Linked DNA regions of Mus musculus: region 1 is linked to region 2. A link is a loop called in an ENCODE intact Hi-C map of the cell type or tissue named here. Cell type or tissue: heart. All regions are shown on one strand.

What was found. A loop is a pair of places that touch in the nucleus more often than their neighbours do. Peaks named below come from ENCODE experiments on the same cell type or tissue, not always from the same donor. Only the 100,000 strongest peaks of a DNase experiment are listed, where the experiment ranks them.
Region 1: it touches region 2 in a loop (6-fold over the local background); 12 of 42 quality-filtered maps call a loop at or near these places.

Annotation. Positions count from the first base shown.
Region 1 is chr4:145,444,126-145,452,125 of GRCm38, reverse strand. It overlaps Gm42346, which reads right to left. Exons shown (of 3, transcript XM_030253952.1): 3 at 877-2,659. The coding sequence starts at 2,639. The coding sequence ends at 1,980. Among named protein-coding and RNA genes, the nearest start is that of Gm42346, 36 kb to the right of the region's middle. In heart, no CTCF peak of the experiment used is centred here; no DNase peak of the experiment used is centred here.
Region 2 is chr4:147,420,368-147,428,367 of GRCm38, reverse strand. No RefSeq gene overlaps it. Among named protein-coding and RNA genes, the nearest start is that of Gm46898, 13 kb to the right of the region's middle. In heart, a CTCF peak has its summit at 2,238 (motif pointing left); DNase peaks (open chromatin) are centred at 2,597, 4,587, 4,997 and 6,857.

The sequences.
Region 1 (8,000 bases), 2.0 Mb after region 2:
TGCTCTGAAAGTGTCTACATATTTCCTTTTTTGAGCCTTTTTATCTTAACCTAGTAATACTAGCCTGGAACACTGAATTGAATCTTCCCTATTTTAGTTAACACAAATCAACATATCTAATACAGTGTTTCTAATTTTTTAATGCTAAACACTGACATAGAATTCAAATTATTCTTTGGTGGGCAGACTACCCAACAGTTCAATGAATGATTTCTCAGTTCTAAAACAATAAGAAATATGTGCTTTCCTACGCTTTTAAGCAACCACTGTGAAAAGGTCTTTACACCACAAAGGGATTGTTATCAATCAGTTGAAAAATAACTACTATTAACTTTATGATACAGCCTTGCAAAAATATTCCTGACTTCCACGTATGTTTTCTGTGAGGCATATCCTGGGAAGATGCAACATATATTCATCTGAGTATCCCAAGTGCAAGTTGAAAACAACCAAAGCAAACTTGTAGAAATTTCAGCTTTATTGGAGTTAGTTACAGGACAATAGGAAAGGACTTGTTGACCAGATCACAAGAGACTCATAGTCATTTGTTATCCTATAATGTGAAACAAGCATTTGAGAAGAATTATGATTACTGGATACTCGAAGCATACTTCACATCTGTAAGCATACTTATAGGATAAAGAATATGCTGACTGGGTGGCTCAGTTTGCCAGATACTCTTTTAAGTATAATTTTTCTGAATTGGGTCATTTGAATTAAATATACAGAGTGTTACCAGTTTTATTAGATATTTTGAGGGTTTTATTAAAGACCTTAAATAGTTCCCTTTTGAAATGGATTACTTCTGTCTCAATGAAAGTGTTACACAATACTCTCTTCTGACTTCCCAACTTGTCTTCATCTTGTAATATTTGAGGGTGAACAAGTAAAAGGGTATCATGAAAAGCTTTCTACATTTCCACATGTTCAGAGTTTCTCACAGCATAAATAGTTGACATTACCTAAGATTTGAACATTGCATGAAAATTTTCACAAGATTTTCATAATCATACTAATTCTCTAGTGTGGAGCCTCAAGTGTTGCCAGGACACTGTGAATAAAACATATGCCACATTTTCCCCAACAGAAATACTTTCCCTTAAAAAGTTCTTAGATGTTTTCTCTGACCTGAAATGAAGTCAAGAATATTTCTTCATATAATGCATGTGTTAAGTTTCTAGCCTGTAAGTATTAACTGTTACATTCTAGGATTCATACCTTCAATATATTTGAAAAGTTTCTTCTTTCACTTTATAAAGATCCTCTACTGTATGAAATAACTGATGATTTCTCAGCCTCACATTGTATTGTATTTGTAAGGTTTGTAACTATTTGTAAGGTTTCTTTCTCTACTGTATGAATTCTCTGATGAATTCTTAGATTGTCTTTGTTAGTAAACCATTTCTCACATTCACTGCATTTGTAAGGTTTCTCTCCTGAATGAAATTTCTGATGAATACTAAGATGGGATTTTCGGGTAAAGAATTTGTCACATTCACTACATTTGTAAGGTTTCTCTCCTGTATGAATTCTCTGATGCATACTAAGATTGGATTGTCTGGTACAGCATTTGTCACATTCACTACATTTGTAAGGTTTCTCTCCTTTATGAATTCCCTGATGAATACTAAGATGGGATTTTTGGGGAGAGCACTTGTCACATTCATGACATTTGTAAGGTTTCTCTTCTGTGTGAAGTCTCTGATGAATTCTCAGATTGCTTTTGTTAGTAAAGCATTTCTCATATTCACTGCATTTGTAAGGCTTCTCTCCTGTATGAATTTTCTGATGAATACTAAGCTTGGCTTGGTAGGTAAAGCATTTGTCACACTGACTATATTTGTAAGATTTTTCTCCTGTATGAACTTTCTGATGAATACTAAGATTGGATTTTTCGGGTAAAGCATTTGTCACATTGACTACATTTGTAAGGTTTCTATCCATTATTAATTCTCTGATGAATTCTCAGATTGTCTTTGTTAGTATTTCTCACATTCACTGCATTTGTAAGGTTTCTCTCCTGTATGAAATTTCTGATGAATACTAAGATGGGATTTTCGGGTAAAGAATTTGTCACATTCACTACATTTGTAAGGTTTCTCTCCTGTATGAATTCTCTGATGCCTTCTCAGATTGCCTTTTTCAGTAAAGCAATTGTCACATTCACTGCATTTGTAAGGTTTCTCTCCTGTATGAATTCTCTGATGAGATCTCAAATTAAATTTTTGGGTAAAGCATTTGTCACATTCACTGCATTTGTAAGGTTTCTCTCCTGTATGAATTCTCTGATGAATTCTCAGAGTGCCTTTTCTAGTAAAGCATTTGTCACATTCACTGCATTTGTAAGGTTTCTCTCCTGTATGAATTCTCTGATGCCTTCTCAGACTGCCTTTTTCAGTAAAGCATTTGTCACATCCACTGCATTTGTAAGGTTTCTCTCCTGCATGAATTTTCTGATGAATATTAAGATGAGATTTTTGGGAAAAGCATTTGTCACATTCAGTACATTTGTGAGGTGTATAATGGGGGGATTCTAGAAACACATTGCTAGGCTTGTTACATTTAGAAGACTTCTCTTGAATATTCATGTGTTCAAGAACAATGTACTGGCTGTCTTGATCCATGACCTTCCCATACATTCCATATATGCAATGATTTCCTGAAAAAAAAAAAACGGGTGGGGGGCAATTAGAGGTGACATGATTTACTTATATAAGGAGTAAGGGATTCAATAATCAGTGATCTCATGGATTTGTACTCTCAAAAGAGGTTTTTTTTCCTTTTTTTTGAATCATTACATGTATCCTCAGAAGAACCTCAAATATGATTTATATCAAATGACTGGAAATGATAAAAGCCTGCCAACTTTTATTTTCAAATTTGACATCATACCCACCTCAAATATAATGACCCAAAATTGCTCCTCTCTTAAAGAAAAAGAGGGACAAAGAATGGAAAAGAGGCTGAAGGTAAGGCCATTCAGAGACTGGACCAAAGAGATGCAGAACCTGTACCAACCATTGGACTGAGCAAGGGGACTAAAATGAAGGAGTTAAGGTAAGGACTGAAGAAGCTGAAGGGCTTTGCAACTGTGTAGGAGGAACAACAATATCAAACAACAAGACCACACAAGGCTCCCAAGGGTCAAATCACCAAATAAAGAGTTCACATAGAAGTACAAATGTCTGCAGCTTTATATATAGCAGAGGATTGCCTTATATGGCATCAACAGGAGGAGAGTCCCTTGGTACCATGAAGGCTCAATATCCCAGCATAGGAGAATCCTAGGGATATGAGGTGGGAGTAGGTGGATTGGTGGGAGGGGAGTCATCATAAAAGCTGGGGCGAGGGGTGGGATATCGAGTTTCCAGACAGGGAATGGAGAAGGGGCATAATATTTGACATGTAAATAAATAAAATGACCAATAAAACAGAAAATTGTACTCTGCATAAGTTGGGACAAATAATGATCCATCTGTAGTGAATTTTCAGAAAGTAGAATTCTAAACAATATATCTCTAATTTTATGGTTACAGTTTGATTCAGAGTGACACTGAATCAGGTATAAATTTGGTCAGGTATAAATTTATGATATAACCATTAGTGTCAGGGAAACCACTAAATAGGTTTGTTTCAACATCCAAAATGCTAGGATAAAGATCACGTTGTCCTAGATCTAAACACAGAGATCAAATGTCAAAAAGTTAAATAAAAAAAAAAATATTGGCCAAACCAACAGCTCTATATCCACTTGAAACCTTGTATATTTTTAGATTCATAAATAAGGGAACATTTTAAAGCAATAGTAAGATTTTAAAATTGCAACTATTGTATGTATAGAAATATAATTTCTTCTTCTGGATATTTAAATTTTTACTTGAACTTTTTTATCTTGACTGAAGCTTGATAAGTGATAAGGAGTGATCTCAGAGAATATAGCACTAGTTACTTTTCCAAAGAAAGCAGAGAAATGTAAAGGAAACACAATGAAAAAGTTATGATTTTAACTAGAATTTCCCTCATTCAAGGGTCTCTGGATATCTCAGAGCATTTACATAAACACATAGTAGGAAAACTCAGAGAGAGATACAGGAATTCAACAGTAAGTTCATTCTTACGCACAAACAACAGATTGTTGTAATTCTCCAACATCACATCCATGTACAATGTCCTCTGAGCAAAACTGAGACATTCCCATTCCTCAAGTGAGAAGTCCAAGGCCTTGAAGGTTAACAGACGCGGGAATGGAAAACTACCTACTTGATACTGGAAAAAAAAATGCTTTTTTAATTTAAAAAAGAAGTAATCAAGATATCCTTTCTTGCTGGGCGTGGTGGCGAACGCCTTTATTCCCAGCACTTGGGAGACAGAGGCAGGCGGATTTCTGAGTTCAAGGCCAGACTGGTCTACAGAGTGAGTTCCAAGACAGTCAAGGCTACACAGAGAAACACTGTCTTGAAAAAAAAAAGAAAAAAAAAAAAAAAAGAAAGGACATTCATTTATGTTTGTAAATTGATGGTTTATGTACAGCACCATAGTTATCCTCTCTAGAAAATTTTTACTAATATTGTTCATGTGATGAAATACAAAGGTTAAGAAAACAGGACTGAAACCAAAAAGAGAGGAAAATAACAATTTCTATATTGAAAATTTACCACAGGGACAGTATCTCTCTTGAGACAAATAGATTTCAGGTGTCAACAGTGATTACTGTGTGATATGAGCCATGAAAAAAGAGTTGTGAGAATACTGAAATCTATATCAGCTCACAATCACAATAATGGTAAAAGAAAGACATTTTCCTTCCATCATTTGTGACCCTAGGGAGCTAATAATATATTTACTATTAGTATTTAAGACAGTGGATTTCATGTAATTTTAGCTTCTACAAATTCTACTCTTTCATATCTTCTTTAGTGATGTGAATTTATACTTATTTCTATATCCTCATTCACAAGCTTGTGTTTTAGAAACCTGAGCATCCCTGAAATGCAATTTATATGGCAGAAGAGACCTTACTTCACACTAACATAAAAGGACAGAACTTATTCAGCATAGAAACTATCCATCAATATGTTCTTTGAGCATCATTCCAATAGATCCTTTTTGAGACATGCAGGTAGCTAGTCCAAGGGAATTATATGTCCTCACAATATAAAATCAAGTTAAAATATAAAGATGTTATATACATGAAAGACCAAAACATTAAATTTTCATTATTACAGAAGAAAATAAAGATCATAGAAAATAAGTTCTTTAGATAACATTCCATATATGGAGAATAAAACTTTTGGATGATTTGAATTAAAAGTTTTTTTTTTTTTAAAAAAAAGAAATGTGGAAAGGACACTGACCTGTGGCATGTTTAGCAGAGACACACATTCTTTTTGTTGAACTTCTCCCAGGTTTTATGTGAAGAACAAAGATTGAATTCTTCTTGAAATTTCACATCAAGAATTGACTATTCGGTCCCTTCTGTTTGGAGCCAGCACTGACTCACCTTGGGCGCGAGTCTGAGGACACCACCAAGGTCCCCACAGGACTCTCCACAGGATCGTAGGACCTCTGGTGAGTGGAACACAACTTCTGCCAGGAGGCAGGTTCGAACACCAGATATCTGGGCAACGTCCCTGGAAGAGGAGAGCTTGCCTGCAGAGAGTACTCTGACCACTGAAACTCAGGAGAAAGCTAGTCTCGCAGGTCTGCTGATAGAGGCTAACATAATCAATCACCTGAGGAACAAGCTCTAACCAGAGACAACTATAACAACTAACTCCTACAAAAAAAAAATCAAAAAACAAAAAACAAGCTGGTCGTGGTGGTGCACGCCTTTAATCCCAGCACTCGGGAGGCAGAGGCAGGTGGATTTCTGAGTTCGAGGCCAGCCTGGTCTACAAAGTGAGCTCCAGGACAGCCAGAGCTATACAGAGAAACCCTGTCTCGAAAAAACAAAACAAAACAAAACAAAACAACAACAAAAAAACCTAACTCCAGAGATTACCAGATGGCAAAAGGCAAACATAAGAATCTTACTAACAGAAACCAAGGCCACTCACCATCATCAGAACACAGCACTCCCACCCCACCCAGTCCTGGGCACCCCAACACACCTGAAAAGATAGACCTGGATTTAACTTATATGATGGTAGAGGACATCAAGAAGGACTTTAATAACTCACTTAAAGAAATAAAGGAGAACACTGCTAAACAGGTAGAAGACCTTAAAGAGAAAGCACAAAAATTCCTTAAAGAATTGCAGGAAAACACGCCCAAACAGTTGATGGAATTGAATAAAACCATCCAAGACCTAAAAAGGGAAGTAGACACAATAAGGAAAACCCAAAGTAGGGCAACACTGGAGATAGAAACCCTAGGAAAGAAATCTGGAACCATAGATGCGAGCATTAGCAAAAGAATAGAAGAGATGGAAGAGAGAATCTCAGGTGCAGAAGATTCCATAGAGAACATCGGCACAAAAATCAAAGAAAATACAAAATGCAAAAAGATCCTAACTCAAAACATCCAGGAAATCCAGGACACAATGAGAAGACCAAACCTACGGATAATAGGAGTAGATGAGAATGAAGATTTTCAACTTAAAGGGTCAGTAAATATCTTCAACAAAATTATAGAAGAAAACTTCCCAAACCTAAAGAAAGACATGCCCATGAACATACAAGAAGCCTACAGAACTCCAAATAGACTGAACCAGAAAAGAAATTCCTCCTGACATATAATAATCAGAACAACAAATGCACTAAATAAAGATAGAATATTAAAAGCAGTAAGGGGAAAAGGTCAAATAACATATAAAGGCAGGCCTATCAGAATTACACCAGACTTTTCACCAGACTATGAAAGCCAGAAGATCCTGGACAGATGTTATACAGACACTAAAAGAACACAAATGCCAGCCCAGGCTACTATAACCAGCCACACTCTCAATTACCATAGATGGAGAAACCAAAGTATTTCACGGCAAAACCAAATTCACACATTATCTTTCCACAAATCCAGCCCTTCAAAGGAAGATAATAGAAAAAAACCAATACAAGGACAGAAACCACGACCTAGAAAAAGCAAGAAAGTAATCCTTCAACAAACCGAAAAGAAGACAGCCACAATAACAGAATGCCAACTCTAACAACAAAAATAATAGGAAGCAACAATTACTTTTCCTTAATATCTCTTAATATCAATGGACTCAATTCCCCAATAAAAAGACATGGACTAACAGACTGGCTACACAAACAGGACCCAACATTTTGCTGCTTACAGGAAACCCATCTCAGGGAAAAAGACAGACACTACCTCAGAGTGAAAGGCTGGAAAACAATTTTCCAAGCAAATGGTCTGAAGAAACAAGCTGGAGTAGCCATTCTGATATCGAATAAAATCGACTTCCAAAACAAAGTTATCAAAAAAGAAAAGGAGGGACACTTCATACGCATCAAAGGTAAAATCCTCCAGGAGGAACTCTCAAATCTGAATATCTATGCTCCAAATGCAAGGGCAGCCACATTCATTAAAGAAACTTTAGGAAAGCTCAAAGCACATATTGCACCTCACACAATAATAGTGGGAGACTTCAACACACCACTTTCATCAATGGACAGGTCGTGGAAACAGAAACTAAACAAGGACACAGTGACACTAACAGAAGTTATGAAACAAATGGACTTAACAGATATCTATAGAACATTTTATCCTAAAACAAAAGGATATACCTTCTTCTCAGCACCTCATGGTACATTCTCCAAAATTGACCATATAATTTTCCACAAAACAGGCCTCAACAGATCCAAAAATATTGAAATTTTCCCATGCATCCTATCAGACCACTATGGACTAAGGATGATCTTCAATAACAACATAAAAAATGGAAAACCAACATTCATGGGGAAATTGAACAACACTCTTCTCAATGATACCTTGCTCAAGGAAGGAATAAAGAAAGAAATTAAAGACCTTTTAGAGTTTAATGAAAATGAAGACAAAAC
Region 2 (8,000 bases):
AGAGAGAATCTCAGGTGCAGAAGATACCATAGAAAACATTGACACAACAGTCAGAGACAATGCAAAATGCAAACAGCTCCTAACCCAAAACATCCAGGAAATCCAGGACACAATGAGAAGACTAAACCTAAGGATAATAAGTATAGAAGAGAGGGAAGATTCCCAACTAAAAGAGCCAATAAGTATCTTCAATAAAATTATAGAAGAAAAGTTTTCTAACCTAAAGAAAGAGATGCCGATGAACATACAAGAAGCCTACAGAACTCCAAATAGATTGGACCAGAAAAGAAGTTCCTCCTGTCACATAATAATTAAAACATCAAATGCATAAAACAAAGAAAGAATATTAAAACTTGTAAGGGAAAAAGGTCAAGTAACAAATAAAGGCAGACCTTACAGAAAAGAAAGAGCAAAATTAAGGATGTGGAAAGAAACAAATGATACACATACTGACCAATTCTGTGGAAAGACTGTGGGCCACAGGGTATTTGTGTTTCCAGTACCATAGTGTTCTTGCATAATAAAATAAAGTGAAAATAAAAATAAAGTAAAAGTGTAAGCAAAGCTAGTTTACTCAAGCAAATGGCAAGTGTTCTCATGCAGTGGGGGCAGGAGAGTGGGGAAGGTAGAGGAGGAGAGGGAGAAGGAGAAGATGAGAGAATATAGCAGTACAGCTTTGCCACAGATAACTTAAGGGCAAAACAGTAACTTCTGGTATTTGCTATTTTCACTAATTATACATGCCTTTTTGCCTGGGTTTTAAGAAGACTGAAAGGGTTGCCTGCGTTTCTGCCTTGGTGATAAGTCCTTTATTTCTGAAACATGTCTGTTCTGAAAATCTAAACACTGCTCATAAGTGACACCGTGTGAAGGTCTTCAAATGTTTAAAATGTTAAATCACATACAAACTAAATATCCTCTGCTTGAAATAAAAAATATGTATTAGCTACTTCTCTTATATGGTGAAAAAATACTTTAACAAAGGAAACTAGGAAGAAAGGGTTTATTTGTCTCTGAGCTTGAGGGCATATTGCACTATAGAGAGGCAATTCTGGCAGCCGGGACATTTGACCGCAGTTCACACTGCATCTGCATCCAGGAAGCAGAAAGAGATGGGTGCTGATGCCTAGCTTGCTTTCTCCTTATTCAGGCGAGAGAGAGAGACAGAGAGAGAGAGAGACAGAGACAGACAGACAGACAGACAGAGACAGACAGTCAGAGACAGACAGAGGAATAGAGACACAGAAAGAGAATGAGAATGTTTTGGCTAATTAAAAGATAAAAAATTTAATAGAAATACTTAAATAGAAAAATCATTTTCGAGTCTTGAGATAACTCAGCCAGTAGAGGCAAACAATCACAGGACTTGCAATCTGAGTTTGATCTGTGGATCTCACAAGGTGGAAGGAGGAGAATCTATACCTTAGAGTTGTCCTCTGACCTACAGAAGTGCCAGGCAGGACCCTCCCTCACCCCCCACCACTCCAAAGGGGTCTGGACATATGGGTTTTAATGTACTTAGCATGGAAGGCTTATCTAAAACTAAGACAAGTTCAGAAGAATTGCCATAGAAGACAAAAACCAAAGCTGTTAGAATTTAAAGAATACTTCAGGCTAGTTTTGGAAGCCCTACCTACTTTTCTGAATGCAACAATTCTCTTATTTGAAACATTGTCTCATTATATCAAAGGGAAACATGAAGTGTGCAGTAAAGATAGTTAGGGAGGTGGAGTAAAGAGGAGAGGGTTTCCCCACCATCAAGGTGAAGGCCAGTTTGTCCACTTTCTCCTGTTTTCATTTTAATTATAGGAATTAGAGCTTTGGAGCCGAAGAGATGGCCGAGCCACTAAAGACTAGGTTCACAAACAAAAATATAAGAAGTTGGAGATTTGTATGGAGAGAAGAACACATGTCCTAGTTTATGTGGCAAATTCTCACTTACACACTTCCCCTCTCCAATATAAATAGTGCCTCCTTCCACTACTTGAAGATTATCTCAGCTACAGATGAAAACTAAAAGTACCCAAATACATACAAGCAGCACTTATTGGATATTTGTTTCAGAAGTGTGTGTTTGTGCGCTTGTGTGTATGTGTGTGTTTATTTCATGAAGTTGAGGGGAAAATGTGCTGGGGGTGAGTTCTCAAGGGGCTGGAGGGGGGCCCAGTAGAGTATGTATATACTCAACCTATATTGTATACACATATGAAGAGAAGAAAAATCATTTGCTTGACTCTGGCACCCTCTGGTGATTAAAGCATGAAACATCTTTACACAAACAAGTTTTCCTAAAAGCATTAGGACATTCACATTCTGATATTGCTTATTCCTAGAGGGGAAAGTAACACAAACTATTAACATTCCAAATTGGACCATCTAACAGTCCTCACTGAACCTCAGCTTTGAATTCCACATCCTTAAACGTTGTCACTATCGGAGTCTCACCACCACTGCCATCTTTGACACTGTCCAGCATGCCTTTTGTCTCAGATCTCAGTAACTCAGTACACAGATGACCTTCCCAACACTCTTCCCTGCTTCTGCAAAGTTCTCCCAGGTAATGTCTTGGGGGTTGCCACCCCAATTTCTCTCCCTTTCAAGTCACCATTAGTAACCCAATTCTTCCTCGAGACCCCTCAAGAAGCTGCACACCACTCCCTCACTGTGCTGCATCCTATGTGGTCTTCTTTAGTTCTCATGTTCCCACGCCTGCTGAAAGTCCACAATCTTTTGTTGTATTCACACCTCTGAGAGCACCTAAACTCCCTCTTTTACCTAGGCAGACTCTAGACAAAACCCACTAACTCTAACTTCTCTATTTTTTTTCCATCCTGCATGAAACTGGGGAAAACATAAAAAATAATGACTCATCTGATTTTAAATTCAGGGTCAAGAATTCTGATGTCTCATTGGTATCCAGCTGATACTGTATGGTGGCTAGCCTCAGCCTTTTGCAGTCTCTCTCTCTCTCTCTCTCTCTGGGGGGGGAGGGAGGGGGAAGAGGGAGAAAGAGAAATTCTTGCTATGTGTCACACCACTCCTGTCATTGTCCTTATTTTTCTATTTCAATAGTCATCTGATTCATTCATTCATTCATTCATTCATTCATTCTCCCAATCATATTCGCCCTCCCCCCATGCACATGTGTGTATCATTCTCGAGTGATAATATCATTTCCTGCTTTACTGAGAAAATTGAAGCAAAGGGGAACTTTGAGATTACTGGCAGTGCCCACCTTATTGTAATGAGAGGAGCAGTCTACCTTTCTAAGTAAAGACCAGAGCAGCTGCTTTGTATCAAATTCCATTTCTTTCCTTGCTCAGTGACAGCCCTTTCCTCTTTCTCCTCTGTGTCATCTTATAAATATGAAGTCTTCCGGATCACTTGGCACAGCATAAACATGCTGGTATTTATTTACCCCATCTCCAGTCGTTCTCTCTTTTTTTTTATTTTCAGTTTTTTCAGTCCTTCTCTTAATCCCACATTTCCTTCCAATTGTTCTATTGCTCTGAACTCTTTTACAACAACACTCTTCAAAAATCCCCTCAAATTCCATCAGCTCTCTAGTCTTGTCCTTGGGTTCTCTTTCAAACCCACTCTACTCAAACAAAGAGATTAGTAATAAATTGCTGACTTAAATGTGAGATGGTTTTGTAGGCAGCAATAGATAGATATCTGGACTAACGATCAGAGACAGTAACTTGGCCTCCTCCAGAGGGAGCGATCTCATCCTAAAACCATGCTGCTTTAGGAGCTGTCCACTTAGGAAGAGCTGGGGATGTGTGGCTCCTGGGGGTTGTAATCATCAAAGCTAAGTATGGCCTCTCGTATCTGTAATCCCACCACTAAGGAGGCTGAGTCAGATGAACAGCAAACAGCAAGTTTAAGGCCAGCCTTAGAATCCCAATCACCCAAAGAAATTAAATCAAAGTCATTGATGAGAGCACAATTCCCAAGGAATTAGACCCCAAGGATTTAGAATATAGCATGTTGGTGGAATAATGAAGGTGGCAGTAACAGTTTGAAAAGGATAGCTAATAACATTCTAGAGTCTGCAATTGAAAAATCAGAAAATCTCTAAGAAAATTTTGACAAAAGATAGCAACATTTACAGAAATAATGGGCCCATTATGTTCAGCTAGGGGATGGGGCATGTCCATCTTCAACTTGACTCTCTGGGATAATACTTCCATCAGTACATTAAAAATTCACTGATGAGAGTCAGCAGGTGGCATAGAAGCTAAAGACACTTGCTGTTAAGCACAACGACCAAAGATCAATCACTAGGACCCATATGGTGGAAGGGGAGAATCAACTTCTCCAAGTTGTTCTCTGACCTCTACACACGCTCTATAGTATCATTGCATGAACCCCTAACCAAATAAATGTTTAAAAATGAATAGACTGGAACTAGAGAACTGGCTTAGCTGTTAAGAGTGCTTGCTGTGTAATCATGAAAGTCAGAGTTTGAATTGTAGCATCTATGTTACAAGTTGGACGTCTCATGTATGCCTGTAACCCCCACTCTGAGACGGGCCAGAGACAAGAGAATGACTGGGGATTGCATCCATCCTACCAAGGAAATGAGTTTCACATTCAGGCAGAGGCCCTGGCTCAAAGAAGTAGGCACAGGGTAATAAAGGTGGGTATGTTGACTCTCTCTTCTGGCCTTCATGTATGTAGACAAATGTGTGTACTTACAATAAGAATGCATACACTTGGACAGACACATATATACATACATACATACATACATACATACATACATACATACATACATACACACACACACATACATACATACATACATATTTTAAAACTGGTAGCTATGGCTCACATCTAATAAATGCTTTGGTGAGCCAGACACAAAGAAGACATAATAATAGATGACTTAGATCTGAAGAACTCTGTAGGTCAGACAGAATGGTAGGTGTGATTGACATGGAAATGGATACCCTAACCTCAGGGCGACAGCAGTGACCTCAAAGGCCAGCAGGTACAGCTTCACTGTTAGAGAGAATGTGGTACAATTTCCAGGGTAAGCTAGAGGGATGAGAGGTAACCAGACTTCTCTGACCCGTTGTTGTACTCTATGGCAAGAGCACAATAATCATGGGACTGAGATCTTCATGACATACACAGGGAAGCAGAAACTTAGGGGGCCAAAGCATGCCTTACGCCCAATACTCAGCACTAAGTCCATGCAGAGGCTGAGAGCCCTCTGAGGAGCATATATTGGAAGTTTTTCGTTTTTATTTTTCTATAGTGATTCTTTTTATTTTTCAATTTTGAACACACACACATATAAAATATACTTTTTTATCTTTCTCCTCATTATCCTCCTTTACTCCCACTCTCCACTAAATTTTGTCTTCCCCCTTCTGGTTATTTTTGTGTGTATGTGTGTGTGTGTGCGTGCACGCGTGTGTGGTGTATATGTGTCCCATTGTATTTAATTAGGATTGCTTGCATGGCGGGGAGGGGATTATAAACAGATACAAATGGAACCTGAGTCTTAGATTATAATTATTATGTTTAAAAAGTGTGTTTTATTTAAGAATCTTACATAAGAAGCACAATTGATCCTGGTTGAGAACTACTGATAGAAACAAGTATTTATCAATAGTTACATGTGGTGAGCCTTAGTAAATGTCAATTCTCAGGGTATATTAGCTCATCAGCAGGGTGTAGGTCAGTAGGAAGACATCCTCACAACCCTGGTTCAAGTACAGCAGCACCACCCCTCACAGAGCCATAAGGAAAATACTGATTTAAGAAACCGCTCTCCAGGATTCTGATTTAATAGGATTAGGATAATGTCTGTGGATTTGCAATTAATACCCAGTAATAATCACCATAAGTTTGTCAATTAGTGCTGGTCTAGAAATACACTTTGGATAATGCTGCCCCAACGAGATCTACTCTGGGCGACTCTTGGTCAAGGAAAGAGTCCACACTTACAGGGGTTATTAGATATGGCCTCTAAAATTGTCCACCTGACCTGAACTATTCAAAGACTGAGCCTTGCAGAGGAGTATGTAGGTTGCAGGCCTTGCAGAGTGGCAGCTGTGATGGGAGCGAGCATTAAACGGGGTTCTCTTGAACATGCCCTTCTACTCCCAAGAACACAGAAACAATGCAAGTATGAACCCCAAATCCAAAAGTCCCAAAACTGAAGTATTCCATAGTCTGAAACATTTGGAGTAATAAAATGTTGAATATTGTACAAGTGGCCTTCTGTGACACATCACAGTAAAAATGCAGGTACAGTTACCTGCAGACTGTACTGCAAAGTGTATGTGAATAAGGAAGTGTGAACACGTTTTGCACTTAGATTTGGGTCTGACATAAGACTTTAAGGAATACATGCACACATTCTCAAGTCTGAATCACTTATGGCCCCAACTATTTTGGATCAAGGGATGCTCAGCCTGTACTGTGTCCCTAAGAGAAGTGCAGAGATTAATTCCAAAAATAGAGAGGATAGCCAAAACCTTCCCCTAATTCCTATTTAAGTCATCTCCTTAGAGGAAACAAAAACAAAGTAGATTGCTAGATCATTACAGCCTCAATCAGATTGAAATGCCAATCTCCAAGGCAGCACAAGACTAAGATTTTTAATATAGACAACATAGCATCTAGTACCCAGTATGCAGTCACTAACCTAACAAATATTTCCTAACTGAAAATCTGACAACTGACACAGAATATAAGGATATTTGTATGTCCACTGAAGCACACCATTATGGAGATTTTAAAATATCAGATGGCTAAGATAACTGACTCTGGGAATGCCCATAACATTTTTCTCCAGGCTTTCTCAGAGTCCATCAGTGGTTCCATGTCACAAATTGGCTCTGGCAGCATACAAGGATAACACAGTTGCACTTAAAGCATGCTTTTCACCTTTCTCAGGGTGCTCTGCCTATCGCTCTTGCAGTGTCTCCAGTCTACCAACAAACAAAGCCAATGCTAAGCAATTGTTGTGAAACAATTACCCAGGATGACCAGGTGTCCCCCTAGCTTCAATAAATGTACACTTTTCCAATCCAAGGAAGATCAACTTAATCCTTCCAAGGATAATCTCACACTCATGGTGGAAGTTTAATTGTCTGGCCTGCAGACCCTCTGCATTATTTTCATGACACTAAAGAATACTTTATCTAGCATCACACTGCACATCACTTCCTTGCAACTAAGAACAAGGTTATTGTCATGTATTTGACATAATGTTGCTTCTCACGACAGGCATATATATACGGCATCTGAGGTTTGGAGATACCCACATGTTCCCAAAATTCACTACATACCCCTATTATGATGAAAGAGCTGACTTCATAGAACAGTGAATGGGCCTGTGGAGGGTGCCATTAAACTGCAGTGTAAGCTGTCGCCTTAACCCAGCAATAACTATTGACTACAAATGCCCAGCTGTGGGAACCATAAAGTGATTACTCCATCTACACTGGTCTTCTGCTTCACCCATGCTTTTCTCCACTGCCTGCCTCTCTCTCTGTCTCTTCAGACTGCCTTCAAATAGCTGTCCATAACACTTTGTTGTTAAACCTCCTTTTTGCCTCCCTGAATAACTTTTATACACTGTTTCATACATTTATTTTCCTCTTCTTTATTATAAGTTCCAACAAGTAGGGATTTCTGGTTCTGTCTTCTATCACCAGTGCCAAAAAGAGTGCCAGAGTCATAGCCGGACTGACCTGGAGAGTAAAGAGTACCTCTGCCTACGTCATGGATGCTTGGTAAACCTCTGCTGTAAAAGATCTAACAGAAGACATTTCAGACTTCTGAGCATGTAGCTTCTGTTCTCACCACTCCTCTCTGGTGTTGTGACATAAAAGCAGAATGGGCTGCTAACTAAATGTGTGATGTGTGGAGAAGAAAGAAAGGCTTTGCTCAAAGATGAACGAACATACAGTAAAGGAGACACCTACACCCTAACCTGGCTTACAGCATCTAGGAACTCCTTGAGAGAAACTTCTAAA